Regions from separate parts of the Homo sapiens genome. Here region 1 is linked to region 2. Evidence: chromatin loops called from intact Hi-C (ENCODE). Cell type or tissue: PC-3. All regions are shown on one strand. Links, peaks and the distances in the headings refer to the core of each region. The heading gives the core; the rest is flanking DNA. Region 1 has its middle 49 kb from the start of CCR4. Region 2 overlaps TRIM71 (tripartite motif containing 71).

Evidence for each region. Hi-C counts contacts between places; a loop is a spot of excess contacts. Peaks named below come from ENCODE experiments on the same cell type or tissue, not always from the same donor. Only the 100,000 strongest peaks of a DNase experiment are listed, where the experiment ranks them.
Region 1: it touches region 2 in a loop (7-fold over the local background); 2 of 110 quality-filtered maps call a loop at or near these places.

Annotation. Positions count from the first base shown.
Region 1 is chr3:32,899,466-32,904,840 of GRCh38, forward strand. No RefSeq gene overlaps it. Among named protein-coding and RNA genes, the nearest start is that of CCR4, 49 kb to the right of the region's middle. RefSeq lists silencers at 3,418-3,497, 3,539-3,694, 3,718-3,877. In PC-3, for the core only: CTCF peaks have their summits at 2,738 and 3,743 (motif pointing left); a DNase peak (open chromatin) is centred at 3,796; H3K4me3 peaks cover 962 bases.
Region 2 is chr3:32,840,062-32,845,436 of GRCh38, forward strand. All of the region lies in intron 1 of TRIM71 (tripartite motif containing 71), which reads left to right. Among named protein-coding and RNA genes, the nearest start is that of TRIM71, 25 kb to the left of the region's middle. RefSeq lists an enhancer at 3,605-4,200. In PC-3, for the core only: no CTCF peak of the experiment used is centred there; a DNase peak (open chromatin) is centred at 2,280; H3K27ac peaks cover 2,255 bases.

The DNA.
Region 1 (5,375 bases), core at 218-5,217, 59 kb after region 2:
ACGTAACTGCACATACATGAAATGTCCAGAATAGGCAAATAGGTACAAATAGATATGTGGTTGCCAGGGCCTTGGAGGTTGAGAGGAATTGGCAGTTTTCTTTGTGAAACTCCATAGCAGCCATGGATATTGAAAGTGCTCTGGAATTGGATAGTGGTTGTCGTTTCACAACTGGTGAAAATACTGGAGATCACTGAACTTTACATATTAAATGTAAAGTGCATAGATTATGAGAAGGCACAGCAACAAATCAAATTTATATCTGACTGCATTAAAAACTTCCGTTCGGCCGGGTATGGTGGCTCACACCTGTAACGCCAGCACTTTGGGAGGCCAAGGCGGGCAGATCACGAGATCAGGAGTTCAAGACTAGCCTGGCCAACATGGTGAAACCCCGTCTCTACTAAAAATACAAAAATGAGCCAGGCGTGGTGGTGGGCACCTGTAAACCCAGCAACTTGGGAGGCTGAGGCAGGAGAATTGCTTCAACCCAGAGGCAGAGGTTGCAGTGAGCTGGGATCACGCCACTGCACCCCAACCTGGGCAACAGAGCAAGACTCTGTCTCAGGGAAAAACAAAACAAAAAATTTCCGTTCAGTGAAGAGGTTTGATTTTCTTTTCTGACCTCCATACAACTAGCGTGAGCAGCAGTGCAGATGACCTTGAAAAACACGGGTTCCGCATGTGCAAACAAATAGGGATGGAAAACATTTGTGGGATGTGAAACTGACCTATGTGGAGGGCTGAATTTGTATCCACGGGTTCCACAGACCATATGGAATACTTGTGTTCCACAGACGAGTGGCTGCGTGGAGTATGTGCGGGTTCCACGGAGCGGCCGAATGGAGCATGCGCTCCACTGGTAGCTGCGGGCGGTCCTGAAAGCAATCTCCCGTGGTGCCGAGGGATGGCTGTATTTCACTGCATCTAAGTGAACTGTTAGATCTCTCTTCACCTCCCATGACCACAGGCAGTATCCTAGTATTCCTGATGGCAGGAAGTGTCATCAGCCTGGATCTGGGAGAGGCTGACACAAGAGCAGCACGCCAGGCAACCAGGAATGCACATGTGATAAAAATGTATACACTTGTTGTGTGTTTTTTATGTTTTAAAAATTAGTTCAATGAAGTACAGTAGGGAAATTGTCAATAATTTATTGTAAATTTCAAAATAAAAGATTTGTATTGTTCCTAGCACAAAGATAAATATTTGAGGCGATGGATATCCGAAGTACACTGATTTGATAATCACATGTTATACAAGTTTCAAAACTCATATGGACCCCCAAAATATGTCCAACTACTATATATCAATTTTTAACTTACAAAAATTGAAACTTGAAAAACAACAATATTAAAGAAGCGAAAGCATAAGCCTCAGAATGGGAGAATATAAAGGTATAACTAATAAAGGATTGCCATCCAGAATATTTAAAGAACTACAATAAGGAAAACATACCCCAATTAAAAACAACGAGGCAAAGGGTGGGGTTAAGTTATTTACCGAGCTCAACTACCCTAGAACTCAGGGAAATACAGACCAAAGCAACAATAAGATACAATGTTATACTCATCCTTTGGATAGAAATAGGAAAGTCTAATTATAGCAACTGTTGGTGAGAAATGGGAACTGTCCTACACAGCTGGTGGGAGTGAAAAGGAGTACAACCTGTTTGCAGGGGAATTTGTCAATACCTAGTAAAGGTGAAGATGTACACATACACACGGATCCAGTAATTTCACCTCCAAAATATGCTGTGGAGAAATTCTAGCACAAACAACAGCATAAGAAGACTTAAAACAGTCGCTGCCTGGTTGTCTGGAGTACGTAATGCCAAGTATCTTGTCAGTGGGGAGATAGAAGAGTACATTTGATATATTTATTCAGTGCAAGTTAAAGTGAATGGGGACGCTACATGTGTGTAGGTACATCTAAAAATCATTGGGTGAAAGAAGTTCTAGTATGATTTTACAGTATACCTTTTACATAACATTTGAAAAAAAGTACAAAACAAGACTACATATTTGCTATAGATTTGACTTGTTCGACGAGCATTAAGTGGCTAGGTGGATGGCATGTGGTGGGACTTCTTGCTAGAAGAGGAAGCTGTAAAAGTGAGCCCAACCAATTTCTTTATGGTTACTAAAAATGCAGGTTGAGCAAGTAGATTAAGAAAGCCTCAGAACTTTGTTTTCCCTCTTCCTCCCTTTATGACTTGCTCATAAAACATGACAATAGGAGACAAATATGAAAACAATGAGGACAGAAATCTGTGTTTCTAGAAAGAATGGAATGGGTATAAAATGGGTATGAAGCGGTAAGAAATTGCCTTTCCAGGACAGACAAGCAACTGCCCCCACCTCACCCCCACCAACACTTCCTTTTCCTCAAGACATGTTGAATGTTTTGTTTTCTCTACCTTTAACAACCATCTTTGTCCCTAAGTATATAGCAATAGACTTTAAAAATGCATTTCAGGCCGGGAATCTGGCCCGGCGTGGTGGCTCACACCTGTAATCCCAGCACTTTGGGAGACCCAGGTGGGTGGATCACCTGAGGTCAGGAGTTCAAGACCAGCTTGACGAACATGGTGAAACCCTGTCTCTACTAAAAATACAAAAAAATTACCTAGGTGTGGTGGCTGGCACATGCATGTAATCCCAGCTACTCAGGAGGCTGAGGCAGGAGAATTGCTTGAATCTGCAAGGCGGAGGTTGCAGTGAGCCTAGATGGCGCCACTGGACTCCAGCCTGGGTGACAGTGAGACAACGTCTGAAAAAAAAAAAAAAAAAAAAAAAAAAAAAAGACTTTCATGTCTCCCAAGCAACAATCCAAATTTTTAAAATTTAATTAATGAGGACTAGAATAAAACACTGGAAGCATATACTCTGGTGGAATATTCAGACAATTCAACTTTTAGAGACTAGCATTTTTTTGGTCTAGGTATACTTTACACACAATAAATTTCACACATTTTAGAACATGGTTCTGTGAATTTTGACAAAAACACAATCACATAACCAACACAACAAGCACCATCAGGGCAGAAAAGCCAACTTGGCTTCCTAAAGGAGACAGAAACGAATGTCTCGTTAGTTTCATGGTCATTATCCATGAGATTGTAATACATGCTTAACCTGTCAAAATGAGAGGTGACAGCGTGCTGGCAGTCCTCAGAGCCCTCGCTTGCTCTTGGCGCCTCCTCTGCCTGGGTTCCCACTTTGGCGGCACTTGAGGAGCCCTTCGGCCCGCCGCTGCACTGTGGGAGCCCCTTTCTGGGCTGGCCAAGGCCAGAGCCGGCTCCCTCAGCTTGCAAGGAGGTGTGGAGGGAGAGGCGCGAGCAGGAACCAGGGCTGCGAGCAGCGCTTGCGGGCCAGCTGGAGTTCTGGGTGGGCGTGGGCTTGGCGGGCCCCGCACTCGGAGCGGCCCGCCGGCCCTGCCCGCCCCGGGCAGTGAGGGGCTTAGCACCCGGGCCAGCGGCTGCGGAGGGTGTACTGGGTACCCCAGCAGTGCCGGCCCACAGGCGCTGCGCTCAATTTCTCGCCGGGCCTTAGCTGCTTTCTCACGGGGCAGGCCTCGGGACTGCAGCCCGCCATGCCTGAGCCTTCCCCCGCCTCCATGGGTTCCTGTGCAGCCCGAGCTTCCCCGACGAATGCCGCCCCCTGCTCCACGGCGCCCAGTCCCATCGACCGCCCAAGAGCTGAGGAGTGCGAGCGCATGGCGCGGGACTGGCAGGCAGCTCCACCTGCAGGCAGCTCCACCTGCAGCAACCCCCTGCGGGATCCACTGGGTGAAGCCAGCTGGGCTCCTGAGTCTGGTGGGGACGTGGAAAGTCTTTATATCCAGCTCAGGGATTGTAAACACACCAATCAGCACCCTGTGTTTAGCTCAAGGTTTGTGAATGCACCAATCGGCACTCTGTATCTAGCTGCCCTGGTGGGGACGTGGAGAACCTTTATGTCTAGCTCAGGGATTGTAAATACACCAATCAGCACCCTGTGTTTAGCTCAAGGTTTGTGAGTGCACCAATCGACACTCTGTATCTAGCTGCTCTGGTGGGGCCTTGGAGAACATTTATGTCTAGCTCAGGGATTGTAAATACACCAATCAGCACCCTGTGAGTGCACCAATCGACACTCTGTATCTAGCTGCTCTGGTGGGGCCTTGGAGAACCTTTATGTCTAACTCAGGGATTGTAAATACACCAATTGGCACTCTGTATCTAGCTCAAGGTTTGTAAACACACCAATCAGCACCCTGTGTTTAGCTCAAGGTTTGTGAATGCACCAATCGACACTCTGTATCTAGCTGCTCTGGTGGGGCCTTGGAGAACCTGTGTGTGGAAACTCTGTATCTAACTAATCTGATGGGGATGTGGAGAACCTTTGTATCTAGCTCAGGGATTGTAAACGCACCAATCAGTGCCCTGACAAAACAGGCCACTCGGCTCTACCAATCAGCAGGATGTGGGTGGGGCCAGATAAGAGAATAAAAGCAGGCTGCTTGGGTCACCTTCCACAGTGTGGAAGGTTTGTTCTTTTGCTCTTTGCAATAAATATTGCTACTGCTCGCTTTTTGGGTCCACGCTGCTTTTATGAGCTGTAACATTCACTGTGAAGATCTGCAACTTCACTCTTGAGCCCAGCAAGACCACGAGCCCCCCCAGGAGGAATGAACAAGTCCAGACGCGGTACCTCAAGAGCTGTAACGCTCACCGCAAAGGTCTGCAGCTTCACTCCTGAACCAGTGAGACCACAAACCCACCAGAAAGAACAAACTCCAAACACATCTAAATATCAGAAGGGACAGACTCCAGACTCACCATCTTAAGAGCTGTAACACTCACCGCGAGGGTCTGCGGCTTCATTGTTAAAGTCAGTGAGACCAAGAACCCGCCGATTCCGGACACAAGAATGTTATCATTTTTACAAAATGATTGGTCTTTATTGTTAAACTATCATTGTCAATAAAACAAAGTTCCAGATTTAAAAAGACCAAAGAGAGAGAAAAAAGACAAAAAGGACATGGCAACCAGTGCAATACTGTACATAATCTTGCTAAAAGAACCATTTATGGCCAGGCGCGGAGGCTCATGCCTGTAATCCCAGCACTTTGGGAGGCCGAGGCGGGTGGATCACGAGGTCAGGAGATTGAGACCATTCTGATTAACACGGTGAAACCCCGTCTCTACTAAAAATACAAAAAATTAGCCGGGCGTGGTGAGCGCCTGTAGTCCCAGCTGCTTGAGAGGCTGAGGCAGGAGAATGGCGTGAACCCGGCAGCCGAGGCTTGCAGTCAGCTGAGATGGTGCCACTGCACTCCATTGAGCCTGGGCGACAAAGCAAGACTGTGTCTCAAAAAAAAAAAAAAAATTT
Region 2 (5,375 bases), core at 327-5,326:
AAGTCTGCCTCAAAATGTCTTTCCCAAGGCCTCTGCAAGCCTCCTCCAAAACAGGAGTTGTTCATCTCCTGCTCATCTGAAGATGTACCCACTGTATTGTCAGTGGAAGAGTGCACCAGCACAGGGAGGGAGAAAAGTTTGCATTCACCAATTCCTTTTCCCCACCCCCCTTCCCTTCCAAAGGTCCTTTTTGCTGGGGATCTCTGATTGGAATCTCCCTAGAATCATCTCATGTTGATGTAGGCACTCTTTTAAATAGGCCAACAAACCCCGCATTCTGTGCTTTGAAGGACAGTAAAATGTTTGCACTGGTTACAGTAAAAGCCAGTACATAACATGAATACAAAGACCCTCGAGATAAAGTTAATGATTAAATTCAGAGGTTTTGGCCTATTTCCTATAGAGATTGCTCTCTCCTGAACTTTACTCCATTATGTTTAGAGACAAAGCCCCGAAATTGCCTTCTGTGTTTATAAGGTCCAATTGTAATCTGTGCTGGAGACTTTCCCTTGAGTTTTCTCCATTCCTCCGACAGGGCATGCAGTGGGGGTAGGCTTCCTTAGGGCCCCTTGCTGGGGCTGCTTTCTTCTGTCCAGTTTTGTTTGGATACCACCCCCAACCCACATGCTTGGGGCAGGAGGAATTCCTCCCTGGGCTCTTTGTTCAGCAGGAATGGCTGCCTCCTGGAATGTTGATCACCTTGGCCCAAGTGGCTAACACTGGTGAAGCCTTGCGACTCTGCTGCTGGGGAGCTTTCAGGGCTCAGCTGGGGGTGCAAGGGGGCATGCTTCTGGCCCTGAGTGGTGGCCTCCCTTCTCAGTCACCCCGGGCTGGTCTAAGTGAGCCAGCTTTTATCTTATCCACAAACTAAAGATTCTATCCCTTCCTCATTTAAAAAAGCCTGGCTGGGCGCAGTGGCTCACGCCTGTAATCCCAGCACTTTGGGAGGCCGAGGTGGGTGGACCATGAGGTCAGGAGATCGAGACCATCCTGGCTAACCTGGTGAAACCCCATCTGTACTAAAAAACAAAAAATTAGCCGGGCGTGGTGGCGGTCGCCTGTAGTCCTAGCTACTCGGGAAGCTGAGGCAGGAGAATGGCATAAACCCGGGAGGCGGAGCTTGCAGTGAGCTGAGATCGCGCCACTGCACTCCAGCCTGGGCGACAGAGCGAGACTCTGTCTCAAAAAACAAAACAAAAAACAAACCCAAGGAGCCAGGCACAGGGGAAATGTGTGCCCTGATTGTATCGATAGTACCCTGAGTGTGATATTATACTATTGTTTTGGGAGATGTTACCATTAGGAGAAACTGCGTAAAGAATACTAGGTATCTTTACCTAGTGAGGTGGCTCACGCCTCTAATCCCAGCACTTTGGGAGGCCAAGGTGGTTGGATCACTTGAGCTCAGGAGACCAGCCTGGGCAACACGGCAAAACCCTGTCTCTACAAAAAAAATACAAAAGTTAGCTGGGCGTGGTGGCGTGTGCAGTGAAGCAAGATTACGCCACTGTACTTCACTGCACTCCAGCGTGGGCCACGAGTGAGGCCCACCGCCAACCCCCACCCCCCAAAAGAAAAAGCCCCAGAGGCAGGGATTGGTTAATAAGTTTAGTGCCGTACATTCTTTGGCTTAACGTGGTGGCTTCTCTACTGATGAAACGTTCTAAAGTTTATTGTTTCCTTTTTCAAGAGGTTTGTGGGACTTCACCTAACTTGGACCCCCAGGACTTACCAGGAAGCTTCCTTTTTAATTTATTTTAATATTTACTTCTATTTTAAAAATTTCTGTAGTGACAGGAGTCTTGCCATGTTGCCCAGGCTAGTCTGAAACTTCTGTACTCAAGTGATCCCCGGCCTCCCAAAATGCATGTGCCACAGTGCTCAGCCAGGGTGCAGTTCTTGGAACTCACGCCATACACCTAGGAACAACTCCACTCGCTTCTGAGCACCTGTCTCTACCTGCTTTGCTCTAGCACCATAAAGATTGCCCCTGTAATTTCAGCAGGGATTTCCCCACAGCTCAGCAGGGAGAGAAGGGAGAAGAGAAAGGAAACTCTCAGTGCTGGTCCTCATATGCTGAGGAGGGGAATTTGCAGATTCCATCACTGTCTAGATTTACTGCTGGGAAAACATTGTCCGTTTTGAAAACTGTTAGTTTGATAATGGCATAATTATTTATTGTTGGTCATTTTGCTTTGACTCCCAGGAAGCTCAGAGCCAAACCATGGTCTCAATCCAGGAAGTCCCATCCCGCATGCTGCTCTCCTTTCATGACTCAAGCTTGCCTGTGTTTGTCTTCTTTGTAAGCTGCTTTTCTTAGATTTGGGTGAGAGTTCCTGAAAAAAATTTCAGTAAAAATTGAGTATGATGGGGTTGTAAATTGTCCAGGATAGACAGGTTTTGATCCAAGAAATCAGACTGCTGAGTTAGGTAAAAGAATTAAGCCATTGTACCAGCATAGCACTTGTCAAATATGCATATAATCCCCATGTATGCTCTGTCCCTTCCTGGATAGAGTCCAGACCCGTGCCAAGGGGCGGGTGCAGAGTCTTGCCAGCATGTGCCTCACAGAGAAGTCGGGGCAGTGAGGACTACAAAGCTCTCCTCTGTAAAAATCAAAGTGATTTGAGAAACCCCAGGGTTATTCATGTCCCCTTATACAGACAGGCCTTAGCCAGGTGTAGGCTCTTCTGATCCCCATCTCCCCACCCCCACCCAAGAACCCTCTGTTCTGCAATTTGGTACATCTTGAAACCCCTTCTTGAGAGGTGAGAGGAAGTGGTTAATCCCCACTTCCTTCCCTGGGAGTTTTATGGGCCTCTGGGAGCCTGCCTTACTCTGGCCTTAATGGTCATAAATGACCCTCTCTCAGGGCAGGGCCAAGCCCCTATGAGTCTTAGGTGCTTAATAAATGCTTTTTGATGGTGATTCCCTTGGTCTTCTGTAATTGGAGGGCGGGGGTGGGACTATTTATAGGATTATCGGGGTGTTGGCCACAGCCCCTCCAGCTGGGTATAGGCCTGGAACATTGTGATTGGGCAAGGGCTTCCAGGGTGCTGGGACTAGGTTTGACTGAATTGGTCAAGTCATGCCTTTGTTGAGAAATACAAGAGGGGCAGGGCCTCACCCTCCAAGGGAGCCCTCTGCTTCCTGCTACTTTCACCCCCCAAGATCTGGCCTGCATGGTAGCAGGGGGTGGGAGAAATGTGAAGGTAATGGTAATTGAGGGTTGATCTTGATTTGCACCTCAGGACACTCCCCCCAACTCACCAGGATCCCTTTTCTCATCAACCAGAGTTCTAAGGCATAGCAGTAACTCCCCAGTAAGCTTATTTCTTGGTTTGCCCAGCTCTTGGGACAGGCTTACCCAGGGGCCTCGAAGTAAGGGATACTGGGATCTGTGAAAATGGAGTGGATGGCCCAGTTGTGCTTAGCACATTTAATCTTTATTAGTGGCAAAAGAGCTCTGGGAAGGAAATCTGGGCAGGCATCACCTCTCCTGCTAGCAGGTCCCCCTCCCTTTCCCTGCCAGCTAATCCCCGTGCCTCCCATTCTGCAGGGTTTTAATTAACTGTGTTTAATCTTCCCCGGGAAGCAGGCTTAATGCCCGCCTGCGTGCTTATCCCGTTACCCGCTGGGTTTTCTGTTCCAGCCCAGCCAAGGACAAGTAACATTCTGGAGGAGTCTTCGCCCAAGGGCCATTAGCTGAGGGAACCTCCCTGAGCTCCTTTCCTGTCGTGCTGCTTTCTGGGAAGGTGCAGAGCCGGCCCAGAAAGCAAACCAGGGTGTGGGCAAGGGTTAATCTGGGCCCTGCCCGCCCACCCTGCCTTTGTGGAGGAGCTCCATAAATCCTGCTGGATTTAATGTTATGCAAATAACTCCAGATAAACGCACTTTTTTCTGGTTAGAGTCTCAAGATGTTTTAATGTGAACTATAGAGAAAATAAGTGTCCTAAAAACTATGAGAGCCGAAGTATTTTACGGGGAAATTATCTGTAGTGACTGCCCACTATGTGCTTACCCATGCTTTCTCGCGTCGTCGTTATTTTGTGTGGTTGTGTAAATCAGCCCTTCCCTGGTTAACAATGACCTGGGAGTTGGTTAGCCCTGGGGCTCCCTACCCCATGGAGATTCTGATTCTCTAAAACTGGGGTGGGGCTCAAATTTGCATCTTTAACAAGTACCTCTGGGGATTCTAATGCTGGTGGCCCCTTTGAGAAACAGATTTAAATGTTGCCCTAGGAGGAAGAGGGGATTTTAGGTCACAACAGAGTTCTCAGCACACTGTTTTGTTTTGTGAATTGGCATTTTACCCAATTGTCAGTCATAACTTCACTTTTATTCCCTTTCCCTGAGACTGGGTCTCGGCCTGTCACTCAGGCTAGAGTGCAGTGGCGTGATCACAGCTCACCGGAGCCTCGGCCTCCCAGACTCAAGCAATCCTTCTGCCTCAGCCTCTGGCGTAGCTAGGAGTACAGGCACTCTCCACCATGCCTAGCTAACTTTAAAAAATTTTGTAGAGAGCGTCTCACCAGTGACCCACCGAGCCTGGCCAATCATAACTTTTCTATTTCATTTTAAATGATATCTCCTGAGTTGTAAATTGGTAGACCTGTATTATTATCAGATGCCCTGGTGGGTTTAAGCAGCCTGTGATAATAATGAAGCTTTAACTTAGCTGATGAAGTCGGTTAACCAACTTCAAGCCATAACAATTCCTAGAATATTGAATCAACCTTTAGCCATCCCCCTCCTCTGAGCCACCTTGAAAAGATAGCCAGTGGAGACATTGTATTTCTAAGAAGCCATTCCGTACTTCCAAAGTTCCCCAATTTTAATGACATTGGGATGGAAATTCAAATTAAGACAAGGTAATGAAGACTGAGTTTTTGGGCTGAATTTGAGCGAAACTCCCCAAAGTTGTTTCATGTGGGACTCTGCCTTCAACACAAACAAGGACAGCTAGAACTAGGTGAGGCTGTGCATCTGAGGGCCTTGCCAGGTCTTCCCTTCTGGTTTCACCTCTAGTTGGCATCTCTCTCTAAATGGAGCTGAACAGGAGCCACCTGGAGGCTTTCCAGGTACCTGTCTGGATTGTATAAAAACAGCTAATGCTGTGCTGTGGAGGGGAGTACAGTAATTTTCAGACAGAGCTGAAATGTTTGTGGCTGTGTCTCCCAGACCATGCCAGGGCTTCCATTTCACTCCCAGGGTTAATTGGGTGAAAATGTGGGAGACACATGGCTCAAACCCACAGAAAGCTTGCAAAGATGTAGGAATCCCCAGGAGCCAGGGCAAAAAGGATGAAAGAGAAGAAGGTGTTTAGTATATTCAGGAGTCCCCACTGTCCCTCATCTGGCTGAGCAGCTCCTGCC